Linked DNA regions of Mus musculus: all the other regions are linked to region 1. Evidence: chromatin loops called from intact Hi-C (ENCODE). Cell type or tissue: left cerebral cortex. All regions are shown on one strand. Each heading gives the region's core, and the rest is flanking DNA. Links, peaks and the distances in the headings are about the cores only. Region 1 holds the start of Cacna2d1 (calcium channel, voltage-dependent, alpha2/delta subunit 1). Region 2 has its middle 34 kb from the start of 4930519H02Rik. Region 3 has its middle 45 kb from the start of 4930519H02Rik.

Region 1 (4,000 bases), core at 1-4,000:
CGGGCGGGGCCGGGCGGACTCTCTAGCGCGTGGCTGCCGCTCCGTGCCACGGCTGCCTCGCCTGCGCCGCCATCAAGGGCGACTGTGGAAACAGAGCTCGGCCAGCCCGCCGGCGCCCGCGCGCTCTGGCTCCCAGCGCTCGCCTCCCTGATTTATCCGCGGTCGCCGAGGAGAGGGCGGGGGCGGGGCGGGGGCGGAGGGGGCGGCGCGGGGACGCGGCGGCTGCGGGGATGGGGGTGGCCGGAGCGGGGCTCCGGCTGCCTTCCCCGGGCGGGTCTCGGGGAGGCGGCTGTGGGTGGGCAGCGGGAGGGCCGGGCGTCAGAGCCGGGCGGGGACGGCCCGGGCGCAGCCCTCCGTACAAGGCAGGGAGGAACTCCCAAAGTCGCCGTCGCCTGCTCCCGCCGCGGGGCGTGCGGAGGCCGAGCGGACGGAGCCCGTAGGTGCTCCCCGAGGGACCACCGGCCGGCCGCGCGTATCTACCGCTCGCGCAGGCTCCTGCCGAGCACTTTGCTCGCCTCCTCCGGGTTATTTTTTGCACAATCTGGCAGGGGCCCCCAAGCCCTTCTCCCAGGCGTAGAATCCGCTGCCTGCCTAAGAATCATGAAGTGATTTAACAACAAATCTAGGAGGGGTTTGTGGTGCTTTAGAAAACGCCGCTGTGGACTCAACCAGGTGGCACTGGTTTTCATGGTGTGCCAGGGGGTTAGGGCCTTTGACAGGGCTCTAACTAATGGTGCCAGCGGCCCTACACCCACGTACAAGTAGACTTGGTTTACCTGGCGGGGGCAGATCCTCAAGGGGCGGACTCTGGGAATCATTGCAGAACAAGCTAGCAGATGCTGTAAGATGTCTTTCCTACTCGTCCATAAGAAGCAAGGCTAGAGGGTGGTTAGTGTTGCAAGGGGCTTTGGCAACATCTTAGCAAGCAACCTTCCAACTGGTTGAAAATTTTCCCGTCCTGACCACTGGACTGCTTTGTGAACAAGCTTGTTGCCTGCTGAATTCACTTTCTCAGTGTGAACACAGAGCGGAGGTTAACATCAGAAACAGGTGGCCCTCTGCAAATTGCATCTGAAATGTGGAGGAAGGGCTGGTTTTACCTCCACTCTGGGGAGAAGCAAGGCTATCTAGGGCCTTCTAGAAAGAGCAAAACAAAACAAAACAAAACCATCGGTCTTCATTTATACCTTCCCTGCCTGGCTCAGGCCACTTTCGAGGACAGACTTGGTGGGCCGCTGCTAGAAAGGCTTCATGGAACAGCCCAAATTCTTAAGCTGCTTGCAGAAGGATATGAAAACACTTTGACATGAAGTCAGAGAATACAGTTCCTGATAAGAAAAAAGACCCTCACACTAAGGCGAAGAGTCTGTAATGATGTTGTGGCTGTAAGATTATTAACCCCTTTTATAGAAGATTGTTAATCGCCCCTTTTATAGACGGGTAGATAGACCTCTACTCATTCGGAATTGATCAGACAAAGAGATGGTGATGATGGGAGTGATTGCCGACCAGCTCACAAATGTATTTGTGATTTTATGATGTTTGGCCAGGTAGGTTAGCTTTCCCGTCCCCCTTATCTCTCCCTTTTCACGACTTATTTGTTTTCTTCATGCCCTCTGCATCTCTATCATGCCCTTTGTTTCCTTCTTCCTACTCTGAGTGGCCTCACAAAGGCACCCCAGAGCGACTTAACTTAGTTTGTTTTGTGCTAGGCACCAGAGCTGCAGGAATGAGGAGGGATGCAGTGGGCTGTAATGGGATTCAGAGCTACAGCTCTGAAGGGTAGTTTACAACTGCAGATACATTTTCTTCCCAAAATTAGACACCCATATAGTCAAATCCACCGTCCTTTACAATTTTTAATGAATCAGAGGCAGATCTTCTCTTGCAATAGAATTAGAACAAGAGAATTAAATGCTCATTGTTGTCTACATAATGTGCTGGTATCCTAATGGGTTGACTATATTAAAATATCGTTATAATATATTATGCCAATTATTTCATTAATGCTTCAGACTCCCTACCATTGTATATTATATATGTATATATTTATATGTATGTATATAATTTTTAGAAGAAAGGATGTATAGAGTAAAAGAATGTAATACAGTCCTTGAGAAGGTAAGTCAGATTTTATTATAAACTTTGTTGGCCTTGAGCCATATCTTAATGTCTTTAGCTCTCTCTTATGATATACTACATTCGCCAATATCTGAAACTATGATAAAGAGATGTTGCTTCTACAATTCTTACTTCGAGGGGTAGGTGTTGTTCAACTGCAAACCTCAGTCTTTTACTTATCAGAGTGAAGTTTAGCTGTTAATTGTTTTTGTTGACAGAAAACTTTTAATGAAGACATTCAAAATGAAGTTTTTAAAAGATGTATCTGTGATTGCTAAAACAAAGCATTCTCCCCAGCATTCGTTATGCTTCTGCTGGATTGACCACATCCTTACACAATGACTTATGTTTTTCTCATCTCAATTGTGGTTTGGGGAGGGGCTCCATAAAGCTCAGATCATAGACTATTAATTTTAATAAAAAATCCCTATATCAACAAAATCTGTCATTTAAGCTAAAATGTTTTCAAATCACAGGGACTGAAGGTAAAAATGACTGCATTATCACCTAAAACCAGATCAAGAAGCCAAAAATTAATGTCTACAATTCATTTAAGCAAAGTCACTTTAATTGGAAAGTAAATTAGTGAATTGATGCAGGATTTTCTTGAATTTCATAATTTCTATGGGAGTTTAAAGACAATACGTGGAGAATATTTTTTATTTAAAACAAATATGATTCATAACTCCTTGTTAACTCTCAATAATTATTCAATATCAATGAGAGATAAAAGAACAGGAAGGTTCAACTGTTCTAGCTCCTTAGAGAATGCTTTCAGGAGAGGAAGAAAGCAACTTCAAATATCATGTCCCTGGAGAATGGGCAAGAAAGTCTGTAGTACATTTTAAGCCTGAGAGGGAGGGAGAGCTCTTTTTCAGTGTTTTAAAAATAAAGTGGCACCAAAAAAGCCTTCACTTAAAAAATGGAAAAAGCAACTATTCTAAATTAAGAAGTAGAGTCAAATGTTTTCTATAAACAAACTAAAATAAACTTTCTTTGACCCAAGGCATATGGATGGATGACAGACAGACAGACAGACAGACAGAGCAGACATTCAGTTTTTATGAGAAAACTGTTTTCTAAGTGGGCACTAAGCACATTAAATGCATTTGCTGCTGTACACTGTTAATTGTCTTTGCTGAATTTATTGCACTCGGCAAAACATCCTCACATCCGTAAATAAGCAACACCCTTTCCTTCCTTCCTTCCTTCCTTCCTTCCTTCCTTCCTTCCTTCCTTCCTTCCTTCCCCCCTTCCTCCCTCCCTTTCCCTCCCTCCCTCCCGCTCCCTGATCTTTAATGCTGTCCTGGAACTCACAATGTGTAGACTAAGCTGGCCCTGAACTCACAGAAATCCACCTGTCTCTGTCTGCCTCTTGAGTCCTGTGATCCACTTAAAGGCATATACTACGACATCCCAATGCAACAATAGCTTCTATATAGTTCTGCTTTAAAACTGCTAATCACATAACTTCATGTTCAGCGTTTTTGTTGTTGTTTTATTTTCCCTATTCCTTACTCGTCACTTTTGTTAATCACAACCACCTTTCAGGACCTATAGAAAATAATGGCCCAAAGCATGACTTTTACTAAAAAGTAAAATAAAGTAAAATAAAATAGAAAAGAAAATCCTACTTTTCTCTAAAATCTAGATCTCATAGAAAGAGCCTTCAATCCATAAACAGAGCTGGAACTGCATATTGTTTCATTCTATTGTCTGAAAGTTACAGCACAATATATAAAGTGCATGTCCACAGGCCTACCTAGGCAAAGCAAGAGGAAGATTCAATTATTTATCCAAACATTCACTAGCAACAGCCAAGCAGTGGGAAGCCGTCAAGAAAAGATAGTAAATATTGAAGTGGTCAACAATACTGACT
Region 2 (4,000 bases), core at 1-4,000, 83 kb after region 1:
AGCCAAGAGTTCTACATCTGGATCAGCAGGTACCAGGAAGAGAGAGCTACACTGGGCCTGGCTTGAGTGTCTTAAGACTTTGAAGTCCACTCACAGTGACACACTTCCTCCAACATGGTCACACTCCTAATAGTGCTACTCCCTGGTGACCAAGTGTTCAAATCTACTAGCCTAGGAAATTCGTATTCAAATCACTACATACATGCAATGAAATATTCCAGATACATGTTATTGCGTGGTAAGGGAAAAGAAGTAAGGATAGACACTAAGGTTAAGCTTTATTTTGTTAGTCTATTTCTGTGGAGTAAGGTCTGAACCCATGACCTTGCACATGCTGGGCTCGCACTGTACCATTGGGCTATATTATCAGATCTCTAAACATTGTTGATAATCACCAGAAGTAACATCAGCCTCAACAACAAGAAAAGTGTAATATAAGTACAGCATAAGGAAGCATAGAAAACTGAAACGTCTAAGTTTTGTACAGAAATAAGAAATACATAAAGTCAGGAAGAATATTGGAATGCTGGTAGATGGCTTAATTTCAATTTTATGGTTATAGTGTTAAGGTACTTTGGATTCATTCATATAAACAGGTACATATATGAACATTGTTCTAAAAGTTTGGTTATATCCTTTAAATCTGAGCCTTTCTTCACATAAAATCTTTGTCATTTATATTTTATTGAATACCTTTTTGGAAACCAAGCTCTCCTTGACAAAATAATTTTTATTCCATACAAAGTAAATTAATTTTAGGATTTGAAATAATAATTTATGCTGGTATTGATGTCATTACAAACACTACACTGAATTGTTAATAATGACCCTTGTTGACTTGAGTAGCGACCATAAAATGTAGAAAAGAATATTTTAACCCTGGAGTCCTATTGTGATGTCCTCACCTCAAATATTAAAAATAAATGTATCATGCAGGTGCAAGAAAGACTTATTGTTTTCATTCTCAAAAAGTCTTATTAGATAGAGTTGTTCCTCAAAATGTGTGTGTGTGTGTGTGTGTGTGTGTGTACCTAGAAGGCACCTCAAAGGACAGAATGCCATTGGCAAATAAATAGACATTGCCAATGCACCCAGTTTTGAAAAAGAAATTTTAGTGAGGGGCATTAATTCATGATAGTTTTATTTGTCATAAAATACAGTTGACATAAAGGAACTCTGTCAGCTTTTAAAATAGGAAGGATGGAATGACACCAGAGTGACGTAACAGTAGACGCGAATGCACCTAACATGACCAGCTTTTTTTTTTCTCTAACTGACAGGAAAAACAAGGCAACTCAGACTAGGAAAACAACTCTCAATGACCAGTACATGCATATTTTAAATTCCCCTTTTCATTACATACAACTGCAGTGTTATCCTGGTGGAAGCTCTCTTGTTGATGAGACATTTTATTTTGGGCACATTATATGCAGCGTTGTTCCTGACAGATTGTTTTTCAGCACCTCTGAATGCAAATAGAATCCATCCACAGTTTGCTCTTACATACTTCTTGCAAAGTCATTAAGAGTGAGTGGCAGTGGCCAGAGACACCTTTGCTTTGCAATGGATAGTCAATGAAACAATGTGGGTAGGTCATTTAATATAGTTGTAATCGATCGCTGCTGTTGCCTTTCTGGCCAAGCTGTTGTGCAGGAACAGATTTTTAATTAAATAAATAGCTGGGTCGGCAGGCAGGTGCGCCTGGGCAAGCAACCTGCCCTGGGATGTGGTTTGCAGTGGTTGCTTGGCAACATAGCATAGACAGTCTCCGAACAACAGCTGCACCCTCTGTTAGCAGCTAGCAGATGCTCACACCTCAGAGAATGGCGTCAGAAATAATGATTTGTGAATAATAGCTCACAGAGCTCTCTAATAAATGGGGGAGGGGGGAAGCTTGAGTAATAAAGGTCAGAGATATTTTAGCCTGTTATGGGGCATGTGAATTTGCATTCAGCAAAGTAACCAGATGAAAAAGACAAAAAAAAAAAAAAAAAAAAAGCACTCCTATACCTTACAAAAAGAGAGAAAATGAATATATAATCTATAAGCAAAAAGTGAAGATGCTTTTGTATATATTGCTTCATTTAATTCTTTCAATAGACATCAATGCTAACTGTTAGTATAGCAAGCATGCTACTTGGTTTCAAGGAATTTAAATCACTTATAAATATAAAGTTCTATGATCAATTTAGTATACAAATTTAAAACTGTGTGGCAAATAGAAACCCAAGACAAAATGTTTTACTTATTATAAGATAAAATATGTGTAATAACTGTTACTACTAGTAACTGGTAGCTGTGTCCGTTTATAACTACATTCTTTGTGCAGTGCCTACGGGATCACGCCAAACGTTGTCATCTGGCTTACTGAAACTAATTAAAAATAAGATAAAATATAGGACTGGAAGCTATGAATCTCTGTTCTAATAAGAATGTGTAATTAAGTTGTGATGAAGCAGAACCTTCTACTATTTTATTCTGATCAGATTATGCCATGCCATGAACATATGGCCCCAACATTCACGTCACTTTTGGTATAAAGTCAGCTAAATGAAATTATTAGAGAATTTACTATATTCATTTTGACAAAACAGAAAATGTGCTTTAACAAATCTAAAAATACAACATTTATATTTTCAAGAAGTTCTATATTTCCAAATCAGTTGCATACCCTAGTTTTTGCCTCTGCCTAACTATCCTCTACACACATGGGTAAGAGGAATGAAGGACTGAATTGGACTGATAAAACCACACAGATGAATTTCTATGTACCTGCCTGTGAGGATAGGGTCAGATTTTCCTGTGTTTGTGACAAATAGAGAGTGTGTCACGGTGAAGTACCTCCACTACATAAACATCGGTACATTTTCTCCCTTTAATAACATCTTCCTAAAACGCAATCTATATGCTTTTTCAAATTTATTTTCAGATAAAACGTATTTTCAAATATTATATGTATGTATAGCGTACTATTTTCCTATGAATGTTTGGATAAAAACTTTATTTTCCCCTTTTAAATACTTAAACCCTCAAGTTAACTAAACAGTGTTTTATAAGTAGTCAACGTGTTTTGAGCTCAGTTCATTTACTAGTTTTTACTTTGTATGTGTCTTTATGTGTGTTCATGCATATTTGGGTGCAAATGTATGTGTGCATGTGTTGAGGGTGAATGTGGAAACCAGAAGCCAGCATGGGTATTGTTCTTTGAGAACTTTCTACTTTGTTTTTGTGAGACAGCGTGTTTCATTGGTCCTATGGATCATTGATATGGCTTGACTGACAAGCAAGGGGGGCCCGGGGTAACCTTGCTCTCTACATGGGTTCGGGGGATCAGGCTTGCACAGCCAACATTTGGCCAACTGACTATCTCATACCAAGTGCAGCTCGTCAAAAAGAATACATATTGAAACTCCCAACAACTGAATATATACATGTAATTAATGTAGCATTGAGTTAGTTTCATGGTAAGTAGCTAAAGTGAGTTGAGCATTGTTGAATCAACAACTAAATTGCACACAACCTTTGTTTCTTTTCATAATCATCTCCAGGATGTGAGCGAATTCAATGGATCAGTAACATAAAGTATCCGAGTGTCTCAAAAGAAGTATTTTCAAAGACAATACTTTTTGGACTCATTGCTATAGGTGGTTATGGGAGAACTTTCTCGGGGCCTGTCGAGTTCTGGGGACCAAGCAGAGGCACCGCCTTCTCTCCTGAGAGAGAGAAGCTGGCTTTGTTGTTTAGCCACAACTGCCATTGCTATTAATGATCACTGTCCTCTGGGGGGAGGGGGGGAGAAGGATGTCATCTGAATGCCTTCTGCCTGGGGGATAAAGAAGAAAACTTTTCAAGAGCAAATAAACACTTTCCTTTTTGAAGAAAGCCAAGTTTATTGACTGGACATATTATTGGATTTTAGGAAGAAACCATCCTCTACTAGTATCTATCCCAAATAGAGATTGAAATGCTTAGTAAAAATTTAATTATTTCACTCATTTAC
Region 3 (11,557 bases), core at 3,804-7,803, 95 kb after region 1:
ATTCATATTCTCTGAGGCTGGTTATTTGTTAGACTCTACCTGCCTTGGTGAGCCAGGGCTAGGGAACAATAGGCATGTGTTAAAGTAAGTAGGGACCAGGTGTTTCTGTGCCTCCGGCTCCCCTCTCACTAGCTGTGACTGCAGTAAAGTTAGGATGCAAACAGTCCCTCTCTCATAGGCTGGCTAATTATACTATTTGCAAAGCAGTTCAGATAGTTGTATAGCCATGTAAGTGCCTATTTACCAACTACAAAGATTAAGTCAGGCTGTGTGGTGATGGGGAAGATGTTTTGGGATAACAAAAGAGCCTATGCAGCACCCTGAAGTGAGGGCTCTCCCTGTAGGTAGACTATCTTCCAAGGTTTAGTGTGGGCTTGATGAAGAAGTCCAACTAATTATTTAGACAGACTTGGAGTATTTGATGATTTATTTAGTTGAAAATGACTCAGACCTGACACAAAATTTCAGATGCACGTAACTGAAAATATCAGTGGTTTGCGTTGTCTTTGTACCATTTGGAAGAGTGCCAGTTTCTCTCCTGTTTTCTGTCCTGAACTTTATATTCAGACATGACTCTGCTCACCATCATATGTAGGCCACCTGACTTGTTTCTATTGGGAAATGAAATGAAAGAAATAACTTAATTCCCATGTGGGCTCTGCTAAGCCCTAAGTCTGGGACACCTAAATAAGTGACTTGGAATCTAAAAAACAAAACAAAACAAAACAAAACAAAAAGTGTTTGCATGCAAAATTGATGAACTGAGTTTGATGCCCAGGACCTCCGATGGAAAGAGAGAATCCACTCACGTATGTTTTCTCTGACCTCTGTACACATGGCAGCTTACCTGTACTAATGTGCACATAGACACATACACTGTCACAACCTACATGCTTGCCTAATAACAATTCACCACGGAATGCAACACAATTTGACGCTCAGATTAATTAGATCAAAGTCATGTGCTCGTTCTGGGAAACAGAACTAGAATGAATGTGACATAGACTACAAGAACAGTGGGAAGTTGTTATCACTGAAAGAAAGCAGAGGATGCTTGCTATTGGGGGCAAAGGGTGGAAACTGGAAAGGTTAACAGGGTGACAGGCCAAAGCTACAGGATCTCCATGACACAGGGAAACAACAGGACAACCAGGAGGAGTCCTGGTGAGGATTTGATGTTAATGGTGTTACAGAAGCCAGAGACCTCAAGACAGAACAATGACTTATCTCAAGGAACATTTGCAAGTGTAATGTGGGACACACTGCAGACACACTACAGCTTCTATGATGAGATTTTTGTTATGCTTTTTGCTTTGTTTTGTTAATATTTTTTGCTTGTTTGTGTGTTTTTTTTTATTTTTACCGAGGAGGTTGCAAAGGGAGGAGGGTAAAGGGCAGATATGAGGGAATTGGGGGATGAGTGGGACTTGGGTATAAGATGTGAAACTCTCAAAGAATCATTAAAGCATTTTTTTAAAAATAGATAATTTGGGCTGGAGAGATAACTCAGAGTTTAGGAGCACTGGCTGCTCTTCCAGAGGTCCTGAGTTAAATTCCCAGCAACCACATGGTGGCTCACAACCATCTATAATTAAATCCTCTTTTGTCCTGCAGGTGTCCATGCAGACAGAACACTGTATACATAACAAATAAATAAATCTTTTTAAAAAAAATTTTAAAGTTAAAAAAGAAGAAAGAAAAGTCAAACCGTGGATGTCATTTCCATCAGAGAATAATCATTGCTATGCCTCTTTCAGATTCAGCTTTGTTGCTAACTTTTGTTTTTGTTTGTTTGTTTGATTGATTGATTGATTGATTGATTGATTGATTTTTGGGCAGAGTCTCACTACGCAGCTTAGGCTGACCTTGAAGCCAGACTTGAGATCTTCCTGCTTCTGCCCCCAGAGTGCTTAGTTACAGGCATGACTACATCCAGCTCTCTAAAATCCTTTTATGAGGAGGTTCCAAATTTGAACATAGAAAAATATTCTGACCTGGAAAGTACTTGCCTAGGGAAATGTATTTGTTGGGGGAGGAGAGAGGACAGAGAGCCAAGGGAGTATACTGGGCACCGAGTGTGCAGCTAGGCGCTCTGGGCCAACAGTCTGGTCTACTTGCTGCCAAGAGTGTCCGTGACTCTTGTCAGAGCTCTGAAATACTACTGACTTTTCAGCGCATCACATTTTGACATCTCTCAGCATTAAGTGGGGCTCATAGCTTCACAATTCGCCTAAAGTGCCTCTGATTCAAAATCAATTCTTTGCGGGGTTATAGATGGGATAGCCTGTGGGTGCCAAGACAATCCCTCAAGTCAAAGGAGCACGGGATTGTTTGACAATATCTGGATTAAATATTGTGGTTATGGACTCATTTCTTTCACATTTAAGCCCGAGCCAGTTTCAGCTCAAACACTTGCCAGAAGTTACCAGAGCTGCTCTGTACTTCTAAGACGTGGACATGTCCATTCTGGGAACCTGGTCAGTATAAGAGGATAAAAGATTTTACTTTTCCCTCAAATATCGCAATCAACAGACTTCCCTATCTGCTTCTCTTGTTTAGTGCCCCCCCCCCCCTTCTCCATTAACTTCCCCACATCCCTCTCCCCGCCCACCCCGCGTTTACAATGAACCAGAGCATGGACCACAGGACTGTGGCATATCACCCTCCTCTCAGATAATAAAGGGGGTTTGGAAAATCACTTCTCAGAGACCCCTCAGATAACTGGGTCAGATTTCTTCCATGACATTTGCCTTTCTTTCTTCTCTTGAAAGTAGTCTTGAAAGTGGCATTCTGTAATTTCTCTTCTGACTGCTTTCACACTGAAGCAGTAGCAGTTATTATTGAGCGAGCGTGAAGAAGCATTCACGACATAAAAAATTAGGAAGGTATAAAAATATTTTTTTTCTAACTGAATGGGACAGTCATGAGTGACTTCCATATTGCTGCTGCTCCATCACAGAATCAGGATGACAAACATTTACACATCTTGGTACTTCCCACGTAGGACACTGTCCTTGCCTCACAAGCTCCTAAGGCTTCGTCTTGCCTTGCCTGCTCCTCGGGCTTCTGCTGGTTTTGCAGCCTTTGCGGGAATATCCCACATCTTCCAAGTCCTTCTGCTGAGCTTTCCCAGGTGGTCTCATCCATTCTTTTGATTTCAAAGACCACAAAGTGCTGATGATGGACCTGCATTTCCATTTGTATCCCAGAGGTCTCTGCAGAACTCCAGATCATGGGGCAAATGTTAACTCCAACTCCACTGGAAGGGTATGAGGGTATGGGGTCCCACTGAAGTTAGATTTTTCTCTACCTCCTACAAATAAGATTACTTTGTACTCTTCCCTAAACCAGTAAATATGTTTCTATCTTATCTTTATCCACATACAAAGCTTGATCCCCCTTAGCTGCTGACACGGTTGCTTAGCAAAGCCTCAGTTCTTATTCATCACACACCTACCTTTTGGGATAAAATTTTAAATAGGTCCACACCAAATAGCATATTTTTAAAGCATCACTACCTGAACTAAGCTGCCATCATCTTTAGACTTCTAACTAGCCATACTGTTTTAAATGACTATTTCTTTATATCCATCTATTTCAGTGGAACTCCCAGCCCTAACACTCCTGGACTACACCAGGCTTTTGCCCTACCTAGAATTTCTACATGAGCTTACTATTTTTCAGCCTTTATCACTGACTCCTGAGTAGGTCTCCTGAATACAGCATACTCTTACTCTCCTCCAATCTTTATAAATGTAAAGAAGAGATTTTCAAAAGAATTACAAAGCCAATATCTTGTCTTCAAAAGTTGTAAAACATACACAAAACAGCTCTCTATAGGTGGCAGAATTTTTAAAGGAGATATTTAAATTTTCATTTGAATATTTAAATGTATTCTTGGATCACTACAATGAACATCTAATAATGAAATCTCAAAGCACTTCAAAATATGTTTTTGTCAAGTGGAGTTAAGTAACCACATGACTTGCAAGCTTTTTGCTTCTTCTTGTTCTGTATAATGATAGTGTTATCTCCAATATCCCCATTGTTCTAATAGTCTTTTGTCAACCATTACCCTCTCTCTCTCTCTCTCTCTCTCTCTTCCTCTCTCTCTTTCTCTCTCTCTCACACATTTTGTACATAGTAGTGAGAATTTAAAGAGCCAATATTTGAGGTCTGAAGTTGTGTTTCAAGATTTTATATTCAAGTTATATTAATATGGCAGATTAGTATAAATTTACCTTGAATAAAGTTGTGTCTGTGGGGTGGCAATGATAGTGACCGTAAGTAACTCTGTTGAAGATGTCCTAAGTATCAGATGCCATCATAAGCAGAGTCATATTCAAGCATGCCCACGTGGGAGTGATTTTATTTCTGCTGCCTTTAACGTAAAGAAACAAGTACACAAGAAAATTGAATAAGAAAGCAAGCAATTAGCAGCAGATCACGTAAGAGATCAGTGATTTGAATTCGCAATGAGGTGCTCTCCATTTTGATATTGAACATTTACACTTTTCTTACAAAAATAAAAGAAACAAAAATGAAAAACACAAACAACAAATAACAACATCAACAACAACAGCAAAACTCCACCACTCATCCCTTTGATAACACAGCCTCCAGACAATGGAAATTAGGAAATCCAAACCAACAATTAGGTAGTGGAAGGGTCTGTCAGAGGAACTGTTCCCACATGATACCAGATAGCTAATACCCGAATTTCTCCAAGGCTTGTCAAGAAATTGCTGGTTTAAGAGGCAAACATCAACAAGGCTTATCTTTTCTAACACGTCCATCCTCTTCTACAACTTAGCTGGGTTTTTCAATGAGTTTTTTTCCTACACAGCAGATTATTCATGTTCAAAATGAATGCTTGTGATTTATTTTTCTCTGAGGCAACCTTCAGCTCGGCTGTAAGAAACTATTTTACAACTGTGTGTATATGTGTAAGTATACATACAGCAACGCTGTACCCCTGTTGGAGGCTTGAGAACTGGTTTTGCAATAGCATACTGAACAAACATATAGAAATTTAGTAAGGTCTAGGTACACATCAGTAGGGATATGAAAAGGGTCATGGGGACACTGATGTCCTAAGGTAGACCGTTCAACATTGCCCACTAATATTACTAAATTATAAACAACACCCTGGCCTTAGATGGCCCCTGCCTTTGAAAAAAAGACAAGAAAGACAGTATGATTTTTCTGTGTACCTGTTCATCTTAGACAAAATTCCAAGAGGCTGACTCCTAATAGCTCCAAGGAGAAAGTTGGATGTCCAGAGCTCATTATGTTATTGGTGGTCTAGCATCCTTCGCAGAATGCTGAGCATAATGACCTCTGAGAGCTGGGGCACTGCTTAGCTATTCGTCCTTAGGCTGGTGTTTGACACCATTTTATTAAGTATACTGTGTTAACTATGCTTGCCTCTGGGAATTTATAAAACTTTCACTTGGTTTTCTTAAAGTTTAAAAACGAGGAAATAGAACGGTATGAAGAATACAGCTCATTTAACAATCTTGGCTGCCTTTGAACTCCTCGTGACTCGCCCCCGCCCCCACCCCCACCCCCCATTTTGAGACCATGGGCTTGTACCGTAAAGATGCCTATTTCCTAAGAAGAAAATACAAATTACCAAAGAGAAATAATATAACCACGAAAAATCCCTGAAGGAATCTGAGAAATGTGCTGTAAAAATTCAACTACACAGAACAAGGGTTGTTTCTTGTTCATAGGTACAGGAACTGACCTGTTGAAGTGGTTTCCAAGGTTGGTCTCTGGACGCATCTTAAGGCGCAGGCTATAGTTTTGGCGCCATCTGGTGGATCTTAGCTCGGTGTCTAAACCGCAAGGAATTCAAATTTTTGTGGCTGAGTAGAGGCCAGAGACACGGAAAGGACGTTTTGGAACCTCTCCAAAATTGACAACTATTTCATTGCCTCAGGAAGGAAGTTTGTCCAGGAAAACGTTGGAGATGAAAGTATCCACTCTTCCTTTCTCTTCCTTTCTCCTGTTGTCTTAACTGATAGAATGCGGGAGTACAAGAGCCAATTCAATGGATGGCATCACAGAATGCACACACACACACACACACACACACACACACACACACGCACGCACGCACGCGCGCGCACACACACACACACACACACACACACACACACACACACACACACACACACTAAGCTGAACGTTGCCTCAGAAAAAAAAAATTAAGTCAGAAACATTCATTTTGAACATGAAAAATCTACTATCTAGAAATTCTGTCTGTCCATCCTTAAAGTCTTTGTTGAATCCTGATCCTGGAATCCAGTGTTGGAGTTCCCTCCACCTTTATCTTTAGTTTCGTTTAGTTTCTCTATCTTTAGTTAACTTTGCAGCTGACCATGCAGGTTGCCATTGGTCAACCTGGTGTTGTTTTAAGCTTCTACTGGACATGTCTTCCCTTTCGTGCCCATCCTTTTGTGCCTTTTTGCCCTTTGTTCTTACGCTCTTCAGCTTATTCATTATATCCCCTTTTTTTAATCACTTCTGGCTTCTCCTCACCATGAGTGGCTGCTGATAAGAGTGGTAGTTTAGACTCGGTTATCTATTTTCACATATATAGCCTTTACACTTTGTAAATTCCATGAAGAGACTGAATTGATTTTTGTGCTGTTGTATGTTTTCAAGGACATGTAGAGAAGTAAACACGATAGTTTAGGTAGTTGCTTTAACAGTAAATTCAGTTTAGTTTTAGTAAAACAAAGTACCATCGACTTCATCCTATTTGAGAGCAAGCCACTGAGTTCTCTTTCCTCTGTGAGTGGAAGGCCGGTGCTTCTCCAAAGCCCAGATGCAACGGCCTGAACTCCCAAGGAGATGGCAATGGAGATAATACTTTGAGACTGTTGAGAAGTACTTAAATTCAGACGAGGTTTGAGAGTGGACCCCTCATGATGTGGTAGTGATTATAAGAAATGAGATGGATGGTGATTCCCTGAGAAGTTCTTTTATTGTTGAGAATTGTTTTTACTATCCTGGGTGTTTTGTTATTCCACATGAAGTTGAGAATTGCTCTTTCCATGTCTGTGAAGAATTGTGTTGACGTTTTGATGAGGATTGCATTGAATCCCTAGATTGCTTCTGGTAAGATGGCCATTTTTACTATGTTAATCCTACCAATCCATGAGCATGGGAGATCTTTCCATCTTCTGAAGTCTTTGATTTATTTCCTCGGGGACCTGAAGTTCTTGTCATACAAATCTTTCACTTGCTCAGTTAGTGTTACACCAAGATATTTTATATTATTTGTGAGTATTGTGAAGGGTGTTGTGCTTGTAGACAGGAGCATAGCATGGCTGGCCTTTGAGTGGCTCTACCAGTAGCTGATTGACACAGATGCCATTATTTACCGCCAACCATTGTGACTGAGGTCAGGGACCTCTATGGAAGAGTTAGGGGAAGGACTGAAGGAGCTAAAGCGGATGGCAAATCTCATTGGAAGAACAACAATATCAACTAACTTGGAGCCTGCACAGTTCCCAGGGCTAAGCTACCAATCAGAGAGCATACATTGGCTGGGCCATGGCCCCCACTGCATATGTAGCAAAGGACTGCATTGTTTGGCCTCAGTGGGAAAGGATGCACTTAATCCTGTAGAAACTTGATGCTGTAGGGAAAGGGTGAGATGGCAGTGGGTGGGTGGGGAAGCAACCCCTCAGAAGCAAAGGGGAGGGAAGATGATGTGAAGAACTTGGGAAGGGGGACCAAGAAGGGGGACAATATTTGGAATGTAAATAAATAATTAATAATAATAAATAAAAATTTAAAAATGACAGTGTATTATCCTATGACTGTATTCTGTCATAAGATAACCACAATTACCATTATGGTCATAAATTATAAATTATCTATCTATCTATCTATCTATCTATCTATCTATCTATCTATCTATCTATCTATCTATCTATCTATCCATCCATCTTTCTTCCCATTTATATCTATCATCTACCATCTATCTATTTGTCTGTCTGTCTGTCTGTCTGTCTTTTTGTCTGTCCATCCATCCATCCATCCATCCATCCACCCATCTATCTATCTACCTATCTCTCACATCACAGGAAGAAGGCAGCCATCTACAAGCTCAGAGGAGAGCAGTCACTAGAACACAATCAAGACTACCGGATGCTAGAACCTTTATCCCAAATCTCCACCTTCCAGAAGTTTGGATGTGTGTGTGTGTGTGGGGGGGGGGGGGTCTGCTATTTCATTTGTCTTGAAGATCGTATTTATTATAGTATCTGAAGATGACACAGTTTGTTCTTTCACAGGCCTCTCAAGTGGTTTGTATCATTTATTTGCTGGAAGATCAACATTTTTATTCTTTCTGCAAATAATTATCTTTCACAATATTTGTGAAACTCCCATAATCCTTTTAATAAGGCATGGATTTTGTGATACTATTCTCTTGATCTCTACTCTACTAAACACCATAGCTCTTTTGCAGATATCTGTTATCTACAAATTGAATCTATGGTTTGCCTGGACAAACAAACAAATAATAAAAAAGCACTAGTAGCCCTCTTCACTCCATTCCATTAAAAATACAGACTAATTGCCACGCATGCACACTCCAGTGAAGTCTGCTTGGCAGGCCGAGAGGCCTGGGAGCACTCACAAGGCAAAGAGTTTCAAAAGGAACTCACCTCCTGGAGCTTTGGCGTTCTCATAACTCATATATTCATACCCTATCCCCGCGTTAGTCTGGTGTATGGATCCACTTGCTCTCTTTTAGTATTATCTTATTATAAGTGCCTTTTAGGATTGAATTCTGACATAGTTAAGCCTTCGCCAGTGTTCCAACGTCCTAGAAAGTCCTTGAGCTGACCATGGGCTTGGAATTCAATGTTGCCTATTCAGTGACATTCAGAATTGCCTCTGGTATTACACTATCACTTAGAATAAAAGCCAAGTTGCTCCCATATACAGGAATTTACAATGGTTTAGGAAGTAGATCAGGCTGTGGTTTTAGAGTATTGCATTATTCATGAGAAGGTTAGCTAGAGTGGAACTCCCTAATTAGAACCATGATTTGGGTGTGAAAGCCCTTGCCCCGGGAGTGTAAAGACCTCACACCTGGCTTCTAAGACTATAGCTGACCTTAGATAGAGCTGACTTTGTCTCAGTTGTTTTATTGCCCAGTTCCTGCCAGTCTTTGTGTTTTCATTCCTCTGTTTTGTGTAAGAGTTATTAAGCATCCAGTAACCTCATTTGTACCTTTCCATGTGTCACCTAACTTCCCTATTTTCTTCTGTATAAGAACTTTGAAGCTCAATTTGACAAACTATATTCAGATTCTACACAATCTCGCGTGTTGGTCTGTCTGTCTTTCACTGACTCTTTGCCCACCTGTGACCAGAGACCTGTTCCATGCAGAAAAAGGGACCCAGAGGGTCTGCGGTAACTAATCATAAAACAAAGGCATCTAGGACATGGTAAAATTGCATGCTACATAGTCATACCCAAGAGTCCTGAAAAATACATTCCTTAGATGATAGGGGTTAATTTCTAATTTAAAGACTCTTTTTATTTTACCTTTGCTATGATTCTTTATCATTTCTATGCCAAATTTTTCTTTTGTAATATTAAAACATTGTAATGTATATTCTATATTGTGTCATGGGGTAGCCATAATAATCAAGATGTCATTATAATCATGAATAATTTACATTGCTACATTTCACAATGGAAATGTGTCCTAATAAAGATGTTTTTAATGTGTTTTTGTTGTTTCACAAACATCATAGAGTGCCCTTATACATATTAAGATCGCTATAATTTCAGAACTGATATGATCTTACATGACCAATTTGAGCTTTTGTATCCCTGAAAGCCAAAGGTTGCTATTAATTTTTATTATTATACATTTTCTTTTATTTGACAAGTCAAACTCAAAGTAATTTGCCCAAGTGAGAGAAGGGTAAATGTTGGAGTAAAATTGGAAACCTGAGTTCTCTATTTCCAAATTCCATGTTCTTCCTATGTGCCAAGCTATTTGCTTGAATGCAAAGTCAGTAATGCATCTCTGTTTCCATGGTAGCCTCTCACTTAAATGCTTGGTTTATATCAGGTTATTCTTTCTGAAGTGATACAAATACATTGCACACATGACTGCTTCCAAAAATCAGTTTGATTTAGAAAAGCATTCCTTAGTACTAACATGTGAGCTCCCTGCTGCTTTTCTTCCCACCGTCACTATCCTTTGAAAATAGAGACTCCCCAAATCATGGGGGAAATGCCAAGATCACTATTAGGGAATATTGATGACAGACATTAAAGAAAGTAAAACTGAGTTACCTCTATAGTATGATCCTGATTTTTGTTTTCTAACTCTATAAAGGATTGGGAGCATTGGAGATTGTAAGGGACACCTAAAGAGTAATTATGTGACCTGTTAATCATCAGTTTAGGGTAGGCCTAATTCTATCCTGACTACTGAAGAATCATGCTATATTTTGTTGATCTCTTGAGGTCTACGTTCTTCTTAGCAAAATATCTAGCACATGTGCTGTGGATTAAGGAGTTGGGAGGCTAAGTTCCATAAAACTATAAAAAGTATGTATTTTATCTTCATTTTAACACAATGTTGATAGTATCCAGTGGCATTGTTTCTGGTTATTCTCATTACCTCATATCTCTATAGTTTACTAGAATAAAACAATGAACCAACTCTGTATCCATTAACAATGCTGAGATTTTAAAAAATTCTAGATTATGGTTTCCATTTCTTTTACTACAGGGCCTCATACAGATGAGGGTGGCCTCAAATTCATTATGTAGCCAAAGATAGCCCTACTTTCTGATTCTCCTCCCTCTTCTTGCCTATCACTGGATCTAAGGTGTGTATGGTTTAGGGAGTGCCCTTAGTGAAATCCAGGAAGCATCATGCATATAGGCAAACTGTCTCCCAGGTGAACTACATAGCCAATCTTGGTTTTAAAAATGTTTTAGTATTACTTTTTTTTAATTTTTAATTTTTTTATTGGATTTTTTCTTTTTTTAATTAATATTTTTTATTACATATTTTCCTCAATTACATTTCCAATGCTATCCCAAAAGTCCCCCATACCCTCCCCCCCACTTCCCTACCCACTCATTTCCATTTTTTTTTTTTTTTTGGCCCTGGCGTTCCCCTTGTTTTAGTATTACTAAAGCAATGATATAAATTATGTTAAACCTTCAGCTTTGATTTTAAAAACATACTTATATTAGATAATTTCACCCATTTAAAAGGCATTTACTGATTATTTGCTGGTCCTTGTTGCTGAGAAAAAAGTAAGACTTTTTCTCAATCATAATAGAGTTTATATTTTGTTTGCATTTCTGCATACTTGTTTACATAAATAAAACACAAGTGTACTTTTTAAAATAATAGCTTGCCATTAATAGGTCAAAATTGACTTTTAACTTTTGTCTAAACTCCCCTTGACAACACTAACTCCCACAAGCATAACAAAGCAATAGATATGTTTGGCAGAGCAACTATTTATGTCCTGCCTTCTGCGTTGCCAGGGTG

Evidence for each region. Hi-C counts contacts between places; a loop is a spot of excess contacts. Peaks named below come from ENCODE experiments on the same cell type or tissue, not always from the same donor. Only the 100,000 strongest peaks of a DNase experiment are listed, where the experiment ranks them.
Region 2: it touches region 1 in a loop (3.0-fold over the local background); 8 of 42 quality-filtered maps call a loop at or near these places.
Region 3: it touches region 1 in a loop (4-fold over the local background); 8 of 42 quality-filtered maps call a loop at or near these places.

The regions. Positions count from the first base shown.
Region 1 is chr5:15,930,866-15,934,865 of GRCm38, reverse strand. Cacna2d1 (calcium channel, voltage-dependent, alpha2/delta subunit 1) reads right to left here and starts at 175. Exons shown (of 39, transcript NM_001110844.1): 1 at 1-175. It overlaps Gm3510 (a long non-coding RNA gene), which reads left to right and starts at 603. Exons shown (of 2, transcript XR_003955870.1): 1 at 603-4,000. In left cerebral cortex, for the core only: no CTCF peak of the experiment used is centred there; DNase peaks (open chromatin) are centred at 41, 727 and 1,668; H3K4me3 peaks cover 1,931 bases; H3K27ac peaks cover 1,685 bases.
Region 2 is chr5:15,848,077-15,852,076 of GRCm38, reverse strand. It overlaps the pseudogene Gm52852. Among named protein-coding and RNA genes, the nearest start is that of 4930519H02Rik, 34 kb to the left of the region's middle. In left cerebral cortex, for the core only: no CTCF peak of the experiment used is centred there; DNase peaks (open chromatin) are centred at 1,492 and 1,667; H3K4me3 peaks cover 463 bases.
Region 3 is chr5:15,832,582-15,844,138 of GRCm38, reverse strand. No RefSeq gene overlaps it. Among named protein-coding and RNA genes, the nearest start is that of 4930519H02Rik, 45 kb to the left of the region's middle. In left cerebral cortex, for the core only: a CTCF peak has its summit at 5,822 (motif pointing left); a DNase peak (open chromatin) is centred at 5,823.